Regions from separate parts of the Homo sapiens genome. Here region 1 is linked to region 2. Evidence: read pairs that join two places in POLR2A ChIA-PET (ENCODE). Cell type or tissue: GM12878. All regions are shown on one strand. Each heading gives the region's core, and the rest is flanking DNA. Links, peaks and the distances in the headings are about the cores only. Region 1 overlaps SLC9A1 (solute carrier family 9 member A1). Region 2 has its middle 31 kb from the start of WDTC1-DT.

Evidence for each region. ChIA-PET counts read pairs that join two places held together with the same protein. Peaks named below come from ENCODE experiments on the same cell type or tissue, not always from the same donor. Only the 100,000 strongest peaks of a DNase experiment are listed, where the experiment ranks them.
Region 1: POLR2A ChIA-PET joins it to region 2 with 5 read pairs; 19 of 35 experiments call an interaction of 5 or more read pairs at or near these places.

Annotation. Positions count from the first base shown.
Region 1 is chr1:27,146,074-27,151,445 of GRCh38, reverse strand. All of the region lies in intron 1 of SLC9A1 (solute carrier family 9 member A1), which reads left to right. Among named protein-coding and RNA genes, the nearest start is that of SLC9A1, 6.4 kb to the left of the region's middle. In GM12878, for the core only: no CTCF peak of the experiment used is centred there; no DNase peak of the experiment used is centred there; H3K4me3 peaks cover 1,475 bases; H3K27ac peaks cover 517 bases.
Region 2 is chr1:27,200,411-27,205,782 of GRCh38, reverse strand. It overlaps the pseudogene CHCHD3P3. Among named protein-coding and RNA genes, the nearest start is that of WDTC1-DT, 31 kb to the left of the region's middle. In GM12878, for the core only: no CTCF peak of the experiment used is centred there; no DNase peak of the experiment used is centred there.

The DNA.
Region 1 (5,372 bases), core at 192-5,191, 54 kb after region 2:
GAGGTTGCAGTGAGCCAAGATTGCGCCATTGCACTCCAGCCTGGGCAACAAGAGTGAAATTCCGTCTCTAAATAAATAAATAAAAAAAAATAAAATGGGAACTAATAGTATCCAGTTATAGTGCTATTAATGTGATTATTACATAAATAAATGCACATAAAAGTTTGTATACACAGGAAGTGTTCAATGAGTGACAGCTGCCCCTGTTAATATTTTAACCACCTACAGCAAATGCATCCCTACCTCAGCCTCCTACAACCTTCCTCTGAGCTGAAGGATTACAAATCTCTCAAACCTAGGCTGCCACCAATGTCCTTCCTTAGGGTATCAGGGTTTCCATGTGTCCTATACTGTTCACTTGAGCTGGTCATGGCGGGAGGGAAGATGACACCAGCTGCCTTGTAGGGATAAGGGTGGGGGGCTGAGGCCATGCTCCCTCTGCACTCTCAGATACCCAAGAGCCTGGGAGCTGATTTTGGGGTCTTGCCTATTCTCTCAACACCCCTGCGTGGGTAGGAGTTCCGTTGGAGCCCTCATTCTGTCATCTATGGCAGCTGCTTCCCTTGCAGGTTACCCCTCCTATAAGAATAGAAAGTGCTTTGCAGTTCTCCTTCCTACCCTAACCATGGAGCAGAGCCTCGGGTAGACTCTTGCAGAGACTGGGGTGGGAGGAGCAGGGTGGGAGCTGAAGTTCTAGAATAGTTGCTTCTGGGTTCTAGTCTACCTCTGACTCAGTGGGTGACATTAGGTAAGTCACCTTCCCTCTCTGGACCTTTTTTCTCTCCCCAGCAGTCAGGAATTCTTGCTTGTCCTTGGTGGGGAGGGGCCAGTGGTGTGAAGAGGATTTAGGCTATTGGGAAAACTGTGGGAATGACTCCAAGCCTTAGGAGTTAGGTGCATTCCCCACCCCACATTGTGCTGTGGACCCCGCATGAACTCTGCTTTGTTCCATGTTCACCTGACTCCCAGGCTAGTACTTATTCCAGAGGAGAGCCTCACTGTAACTCAGCTCACCACTGGCATCTCCTGCAATTGTTTACCCATGTTCCTGACCCAGAATGCCTGGCAGAGGCCCGGGAGCCCATAAAGCAGGTATTCATCTTGTCTCCTGACCAGGGACACAAAAGGCTTCTTTTGTCCCTTTATATCTTATAGCTTTTTTTGGTTTTGGTCTTTGCAAGGCGAATCCTGCCATCTCCTCTGTAGATTAAGTCTGTGAATAGGGGAGATGGGGTCACTGCCCACTTCACATGCATGGATATCAGACCCAGCAACTGGTTTCCTATAAAAATGACACTAGAAGGTGCCTCTCTCACTTCTCAAAAGAAGAGAAGAACAAATAGCCTAAAGGTCACCTTGAAACTGTCTCAAGAAGCCCAGATAGGACTCTAAAAAGGAAGCGATGACCTTTTTCTCTTTGGGAAAATAGCAGACTGACTGCAGAACAGTGGGAGGGAGGTCAGCTGGGGACTGGGAGGAAGGCTTCAGGTAGGACATGTGTCTCTAGGAGTGCCAAGGCACTTAGAGGGCTTAGTTGGTCAGATTGCCCAGACTTCATTCAGCTGAGCACCCTCGAAGTTTGCCTTTCCTCTCCTTCCAAGCCAGCCCCATGGCGTCCAGCCCTGGTACAAAGGAAAGACGTAGTCAGAAGCCCTGGGTTCTGCTCCTGATGCTGCCTCTCAGTACCTGTGTGACCATGAACCTTGAGGTTCATGCACCTCATTCTCTGAACCTGACTTGCCTCATCCTTAAGACCAACGTAGAGGCTGAACGTGGGAATGCCTGGTAGAGTGCCCAGCTCACTGTAGTAACTTTCAGGGCCGTGCAGATTCTTCCCCTTTTGGGAGGTCTTCCCAGCCCACAGCAGTCACTTTCTCTTTCTCTCCCAAACCCTTTTCCCTTATTGTTTATCCATAACAGTGGCATTAGGCCTTGCCTGCCCTGTGACATCTCCTGTGTTGAACGGGTGTGTGTGTTTTAATAATAGTTGCCACTTAGTATCTACAGAGTAGTGTCAGGCACTTTATAAAAGCAATCTTATTTAATCCCTACTCAAATCACATGAGATAAAAGCTGTCTCTGTTTTGCAGATGAGGAAATGGCTCAGAGAGGTTATCTTCAGTGATGTCAAATTGCTATTTATTGTCTGTTCGAGTCTTGGCATAGCCTGCTAGAGGGGTGCAGCTGCATCTCCTGCCTCTGGCATTCCCGCAGCAGATGCACATGGCCCTGCACTGAGAAGCGCCCAGCTCACTGCACCTGCACTCAGGAATTGTAGGACTCCCTCTAGGAGTTGGGCACATGTCGTTGGTGGGAGCCCTGTCCCTGCCTTGAGAAAGCTGTAGGTGTTCTGTGTCCAGCTGTGCACCTGTCCTTTGTTTTTGTGAGTCTTCTTGGATGCACCTGAATCCTGCATTCAGGAGGCCTATCCCTTGTTCTCTGCTAGCAACCCTGCCTGCTATCTCTCTTCCGGTGCCCTCTCAGCCATCAGACCAGAGCTTGCTTCTTCCCTGCTTGGGCAGGGAAGTGCCAGGTAAAGGGTGGTCTCCTTTAGCCACAAGGGGTGGCTGACCTTATGACCTCCCGCCTCTGAGCAGAAAGGTGACAGGCTGCTTTTGGTTACCCTCAGGGCCCAGCAGAGTCCCCTGAGAGGCAGCCTCTGTTGGGAGCAGGTGGCACAACTTTGTTTAGCTCTACAAGGCAGGAGGAGTTTAATAGTACTTCTCATTAGCACTGAAATTTGTTTCCAAAGCACTTGTGTGTACAATATTTAATTTAGATCTTCTCAGTGGTCCTGTGGGTTAGAATAGCATGTGGTATTGATGTGTTCATCATTTTACATCTAAGGAAATTGAGCCTTCGGTTGTGACCTGCCTGAGGTCACTTAGCATGCCTGGGACTAATCACTCAAGGCCAAACTCTCTCCTGCCAGGCCAACATGCTGGGTTCTTGTTGGATCAAGGGGGATGAGAGATTTAAAGGGGCTTTGAGGAGAGTCAATGACCAGACACATCCACATTGGTAACCTGGATTGTTGTCAGGAGGGACACCTGTTCCTCCTGTAGGCAGGAAGGGCTAAAGGGTCTGGGTGGTCTGGAGCCTTGACAGCTTTGGCTCAGCTCCAAGTTCTTTTCTACAACTTGAACATACCTGTATTTGCATGAAGGAGGATGAGGGCCAGAGTTGCACTGGGGACTGACATTCTCATAGCCCTTATCTGTGGAGCAGCAAATCTTTGAAATGGAGGACTTGTCCTTTCCCCCAGAATGTTGCATGCCCTCTGGGAGAGAAAAGGAGAGGCAGAGAAATGATTACAATGGAAAACATGTAGGATGGGGTGAAAGGTTAAGATACCTGAGATCTAGTCTCAGCTCTCTGTTGCCCAGCTGTGTGACTTTAGGCAAGGCATAACCTCTCTGAGCCCCTGTTTTCTTTTTTCTTTTTTTTTTTGATACAAGAGTTTCGCTCTTTTTGCCCAGGCTGGAGTGCAATAGTGCAATCTCAGCTCACTGCAACCTCTGCCTCTTGGGTTCAAGCAATTCTCCTGCCTCAGCCTCCTGAGTAGTGGGGATTACAGGCATGTGCCACCACACCTGGCTAATTTTGTATTTTTAGTAGGGATGGGGTTTTGCCGTGTTGGTCAGGCTTGTCTTGAACTCCTGACCTTAGCTGATCCTCCCACCTTGGCCTCCCAAAGTGCTGGATTACAGGCGTAAGCCACTGCTCCTGGCCTGAGCCCGTTTTCTAATTGATAATATAGATACTTAATTTTTCATTTTGTTTTGTTTTGTTTTTTTAGAGATGGGGGATGGGGATCTTCCAATTTTGTTGTCCAGGCTGGTTTTGAATCCCTGGCCTCAAATGATCCTCCCGCCTCAGTCTCCTGAGTAGCTGGGATTATAGGGATGAGCCATCACACCTGACTCCCTATTATTTTATTTTTATTTATTTTTTTGAGATGGAGTCTCACTCTGTCGCCCAGGCTGGAGTGCAGTGAGGCGATCTCGGCTCACAGCAACCTCCGCCTCCAGGTTCAAGTGATTCTCCTACTTCAACCTCCCAAGTAGCTGGGACTACAGGCATGCGCCACCACCCCCAGCTAATTTTTGTATTTTTTTCTTTTCTTTTTTTTTTTTTTTTTTTTTTGAGACAGAGTCTCGCTCTTTTGCACAGGCTGGAGTGCAGAGGCATGATCTCAGCTCACTGCAACCTCCGCCTCCCGGGTTCAAGTGATTCTTCTGCCTCAGCCTCCTGAGTAGCTGGGATTACAGGCACCAACCATCATGCCTGGCTAATTTTTTGGTTTTTTTGTTTGTTTGTTTGTTTGTTTGTTTTTAGTAGAGACAGGGTTTCACCATATTGGCCAGGCTGGTCTCGAACTCCTGACCTCAGGTGATCTGCCCGCCTCAGCCTCCCAAAGTCCTGATATTACAGGCATGAGCCACCGCGCCCGGCCTAATTTTTGTATTTTTAGTAGAGATGGGTTTTCGCCATGTTGGCCAGGCTGGTCTTGAACTCCTGACCTCAGGCGATCTGCCCGTCCCGGCCCCCCAAAGTGCTGGGATTACAGACATGAGCCACTGCACCCGTCCGGTAATTGGTGATATATTTGTTAAATACTTGTTAATTAGCTGCCACTTATTAATTTTTTATTTTGTTTATTTTTGAGACAGGATTTCGCTCTGTCTCCCAGGCTGGAGTGCAGTGGCGCAAAGACGGCTCACTGCAGCTTCAACCTCCCTGGCTCCAGGCAATCCCCCCACCTCAGCCTCCTGAGTAGCTGGGACCACAGGTACAGGTCACCACATCCAGCTAAGCTGCCACTTATTCATATCTAGTTTAGAGGTTGTGAAAGGTACTTGCACAGCTAGAAAACATTGGGGTTTAAGCCCAGATTTGTCTGACTTCAGAGCCTGTGTTCTTTTCATCCTCATGCCCTGATTCCAAGGGCCTTTTCAGTTTAGAAATTCAATTTTTCCCATAATCATTTTGAATTGGGGGAGATTTAAAGACTTTAGTATTTTGAGCCTTGGCTGCTTTCTGTGGATCACTTCTTGGGTTTGGGGAAAAAGCTGACCCACTCCAAGTCCCACTGTGAAGCAAATAACCTTTCTCAGAGGTGGCAGCATGCAGAAAAATACAGGAGTGACGGGGAACTAGAGCTGGGGGCCTGAGGCTGTCTCTGGGAATGCCAGCCCATACACAGCCTCCTTTCCTCCTCACCGCCTCTCCCACCTGCCCCCTTTCCTCCTGAGGCAGGGAGAGAAGGCTCGCTCAGCACACCCAGGACCTGGGTTATTCCTGAGTCATCCATCGCCTGTGTGGGCCTCATTTTGCAGCACTCGCTCCCCCTGCAAATGTCTGAGTCAGGC
Region 2 (5,372 bases), core at 288-5,287:
TTTTTTTAGATGGAGTCTCACTCTGTCACCCAGGCTGGAGTGCAGGGGTGCGATCTTGGCTCACCACAACCTCTGCCTCCCGGGTTCAAGCAATTCTCCTGCCTCAGCCTCCCGAGTAGCTGGGATTACAGGCACCCGCCACCATGCCCCGTTAAATTTTTTTTTTTTTTTGTATTTTTAGTAGAGATGGGTTGCACCATTTGGCCAGGCTGGTTTCGAACTCCTGACCTCAAGTGATCCACCCATCTTCGCCTCCCAAAATGCTAGGATTACAGACATGAGCCACCGTGCCTGGCCAGGAAGGCCTTTCTTGAACAGGGCTAGGTTGGTTCCCTAGTCATAATCTCTCACAGTGTCCTCTACTTCCCTTTTGTAACACTTACCACATCTGTTGTGATGTTTTTCCCCACTATCTGCTTTGCCATACTCTGAGCCCCATGAAGGCCACGACCAGGTCTGCCTATAGAATCTCCAGCAGCTAGCCTGGTAGATACGTGTGCATGGGATGCTCTCAGTAAATACTTACGAAGTGAGTGGACGAATGCTTTGCCCCACAGTGCCTGGCACAAATGCTCGGATGCAGCAAGAGATGGACCCATCCTTGAGGGTTTGGGAATTATTTCTGAAAATATTCCTAGCCGGGAGTGGTGGCTCTCGCCTGTAATCCCAGCACTTTGGGAGGCCGAGGCGGGCAGATCACCTGCGGTCAGGAGTTCAAGACCAGCCTGGCCAACATGGTGAAACCCCGTCTCTACTAAAAATACGAAGATTAGCCGGGCATGGTGGCGCACGCCTGTAGTCCCAGCTGCTCCAGAGGCTGAGGCAGGAGAATTGTTTGAACCCAGGAGCCGGAGGTCGCAGTGAGCCGAGACCACACCACTACACTCCAGCCTGGGTGACAGAGGGAGACCCTGTCTCAAAAAAAAAAGTCTCAGAAAAAAAAAAGTCTCAAAAAAAAAAAAAAAAAAAACCCGCCAGGAGCAGTGGCTCATGCCTGTAATCCCAGCACTTTGGGAGGCCGAGGTGGGCGGATCACCTGAGGTCAGGAGTTCAAGACCAGCCTGACCAACATGCAGAAACCCCATCTCTACTAAAAATACAAAATATTAGCTGGGCGTGGCAGCATGTGCCTGTAATCCCAGCTACTTGGGAAGCTGAGGCAGGAGAATCTCTTGAACCCGGGAGGCGGAGGTTGCAGTGAGCCGAGATCGTGCCACGGCACTCCAGCCTGGGTGACAGAGCGAGATTCTGTCTCAAAAAGAGAAAGAAAAAAAAGAAAATATTCCTATGTAGGGTACCCCATTGCAGCCGAGGTAGTACTGAAACACTATGTAAATCCCTGGTTATTGCCATGAAAGATATCCAAGATATGTTGTTCAGTAATAAAAAGTAAGTTTCAAGAAAGATTTTAGGCTTCCACTGTCACCTGGAATGAAGAAAGTGGCAAAGAACATTGCTCCTCCCTTAACAATGAGGAAAAGGCAGATAATTTATGAAGTCCTAATTTTTCTTGAGCTCATCAGAGAGCTAAGGTTGCAAGGCAACCAAATCAATTGAATTTCAAAGAGATACAAGCCTCTCACAGATGTGATGGAACACACAAATTGCATCACCTTTGTCAGAGCATGGGGGAATGTGGTGGCTGCCATTCAAGTGAGTAAAAGAAAGTCAACTAAAGCTTAAAAAATGTTTTAAGCACCAAGTGTGCGCCAGCATATCAGTTTGGTACAGACTGGGGCCTAGACACAAGGGGAGTTGGCACTCACTCCAAATTCTTTTCCATGGGCCTCCAGTGGGTCCTCACAAGACTGGAGGCAGGGCAGGAGACCAGAGAGAGCCCCCTCAGTGGCACGGGTGTGCAGGTAGTAGGCTGCAGTTGAGGGATGAGCATGAAGTCCCACAAGCTGCTTTTAAAGGGGACAAAGTTGTCTGCGGGAGGGAAAGCAGACCCTCTCATGCCACAGCTCAGCAAAGATTTATTGCTTCTAGAAAGGAGTAGAAGCAAAACTCATTTGCCTTTGGTGTTGGGTGGGTAGGAAACACTCTCACTCCGTGACCCACTGCACCTGGGGGAAGGGTAGAAGCAAAAACCCTCTACTTTTTCAGGGGGGCTGGAAACCATCTGGGACCCAGGATCCTACAGCAATAATAAGCTGAGAACTGCTAACACTGCAGATAACCAGAAATACATGGAGGAGGGGCAGGAATGCTGAGAAGGCTCCAGCCTAAGTCCCGGATGTATTGAGTCTGCCTAAGACGAAGGCTGGGTCAGGACAACAGAGAAACCCATCCCACTTCCTGAGGAGCCCAGCACCAAGGAACAAGCAAAGGCAGTCTACCACAGTGGGAGACGCGGGAGCATGGGGAAGGAGCTCGGCTGGGGTGCAAGTGTGCAGGGGTGGCTGAAAGTTGACCAAGCAACAAACAAAAGCTGGGAAAAATCATTGTCAGCAGACCTACAATGAGAAAAGGTAAAGGAGATTCCTCATGCAGAAGGTATATGATACCAGGCAGAACTTGGATCTACACAAAGAAATGAAGAGTACTGAAAATGGTAAAAATACAAGGTAAAGATGAAAAACATTATTCTTTTATTTATTTATTTTGAGATGGAGTTTCACTCTTGTTGCCCAGGCCGGAGTGCAATGGCACGATCTCGGCTCACCGCAACCTCCGCCTCCCGAGTTCTAGCGATTCTCCTGCCTCAGCCTCCTGAGTAGCTGGGATTACAGGCATGCGCCACCACGCCCAGCTAATTTTTGTATTTTTAGTAGAGACGGGGTTTCACCACGTTGGTCAGGCTGATCTCAAACTCCCGACCTTAGATGATCCACCCGCCTTGGCCTCCCAAAGTGCTGGGGTTACAGGTGTGAGCCACCACGCCCAGCCCATTATTCTTATTTTTAATCTCTTTAAAAAATAATTGGCCAGGCGCAGTGGCTCACACCTGTAATCCCAGCACTTTGGAAAGCCAAGGTGGGAGGACTGCTTGAGCCCGGGAGTCCAAGACCAGCCTGGGTAATTTAGCGAGACCCCATCTTAAGAAAAAAAAAGAAAAAGATTAAGAAGAGTACCAAAGTTGGTAGGAAGGAACTGGAAGTATATTGTTGTGAGGTTCTTGCAATATATGGGAAATGGTTTAATATTATTTGAAAGTAGATTCTGGGCCAGGTGCGGTGGCTCATGTCTGTAATCCCAGCACTTTGAGAGGCCAAGGCGGGCAGATCACGAAGTCAGGAGTTGAGGCCAGCCTGACCAATATGGTGAAACCCTGTATCTACTAAAAATACAAAAATTAGCTGGGTGTAGTGGCACATGCCTGTAGTCCCAGCTATTCAGGAGGCTGAGGCAGAAGAATCGCTTGAATCCAGGAGGCGGAGGTTGCAGTGAGCCGAGATCACACCATTGCACTTCAGCCTTGGCAACAGAGCGAGACTCCGTCTCAAAAAAAAAAAAAAAAAAAAAAAAAAGAAAGTAGACTGTGGTAAGTTAAATATATGCATTATAAGTCCTAGGGTAACCACTGAAAATTTAAAAATAGGTATAACTTGTAAGCCAATACTGGAGATAAAGTGAAATAATTTTTTTTTGAGACAGAGTCTCGCTCTGTCGCCCAGGCTGGAAGGCAGTGGTGCAATCTTGGCTCACTGCAACCTCTGCCTCCCTGGTTCAAGTTTACGACCAGCCTGGGCAACATAGCAAGATCTCATCTCTACTTTTTTTTTGGTAGAGACAGAGTTTCCCCATGTTGTTGCCCAGGCTGATCTTGAACTTCTGAGCTCAAGTAATCTGCCTGCTACTCAGCTACTCAGGAGGCTGAGGCAGGAGAATCGCTTGAACCTGGGAGGTGGCGGTTGCAGTGAGCTGAGATTGCGCCAATGCACTCCAGCCTGAGTGACAGAGCAGGACTCCGTCTCAAAAAAAAAAAAAAAAAAAAGAGGGGGATTTTTCCTCTCAGAAGTCCCCCCTCTCTCACTAGAGAGAGAGCTGTTTTCCTTTCTCTTTCTTTCTCTTTCTCTTGCCTATTAAACCTCTGCTCCTAAACTCCTCATGTGTGTCCATATCCTAAATTTTCTTGGTGTGAGATGATGAACCCTGGGTACTTACCCAGACAACATAGTTGCTTCATATTGGGGACCTTGTCCAGGATACCAAGGTACATAATTCATTGAAACAGTGAGTAGGGGCCGTGGCCTTGCTCCCGCCGTGCGGGAAAAGAATCCAGGCCCTTCCATGCGCGTGTGGGCGCGGGGGCCCCGAAGTGCTCGTGGTTCCGCGCTAGGTCTCCGCTGGGGCAGGAACCGGAGCCATGGGTGGGACCACCAGCACCCGCCGGGTCACCTTCGAGGCGGACGAGAATGAGAACATTACCGTGGTGAAGGGCATCCGGCTTTCAGAAAATGTGATTGATCGAATGAAGGAATCCTCTCCATCTGGTTCGAAGTCTCAGCGGTATTCTGGTGCTTATGGTGCCTCAGTTTCTGATGAAGAATTGAAAAGAAGAGTAGCTGAGGAGCTGGCATTGGAGCAAGCCAAGAAAGAATCTGAAGATGAGAAACGACTAAAGCAGCCAAAGAGCTGGACCGAGAGAGGGTTGCTGCCAATGAGCAGTTAACCAGAGCCATCCTTCGGGAGAGGATATCTAGCGAGGAGGAACGCGCTAAGGCAAAGCACCTGGCTAGGCAGCTGGAAGAGAAAGACCGAGTGCTAAAGAAGCAGGATGCATTCTACAACGAACAGCTGGCTAGACTGGAGAAGAGGAACTCAGAGTTCTTCAGAGTCACCACTGAACAATATCAGAAAGCTGCTGAAGAGGTGGAAGCAAAGTTCAAGCGGTATGAGTCTCATCCAGTCTGTGCTGATCTGCAGGCCAAAATTCTTCAGTGTTACCGTGAGAACACCCACCAGACCTTCAAATGCTCCACTCTGGCCACCCAGAGTGGCCATGCTTGAGAAGGGAGGATAAAAACTTTCAGAATGAGCAAAACACCATCAACGTTAATTCCAGAGATGGAACATTGTTTTTCCTAGTGAGAAAACAACCCATTTGAAGAGAAGACCACTAATGAGAAGACCACTAAAGAGAGACACCAAGAATGGATTCAGCAGAATCATTTCACATTTTGAACAGCAGCAATTTGAAGGGCCAAAGCCTTGATCAGGGATCAGTCATTAAAGGACACTCTTCAGTATTAGCAAACCCTCTTATGATGATTAAAAGAGAAGGGCAGCCCTCTCCACATTTTGGTACTTTCTACTCAACTTCCACTGACCATAAAATGTTTCTCTTCTGAACAAGCCCCATCATTTGGTGAACCTCCACCCTAACAAAGTAGATGGGGTCGGGGGCTAAATTAATTGGAGTAGGGTGA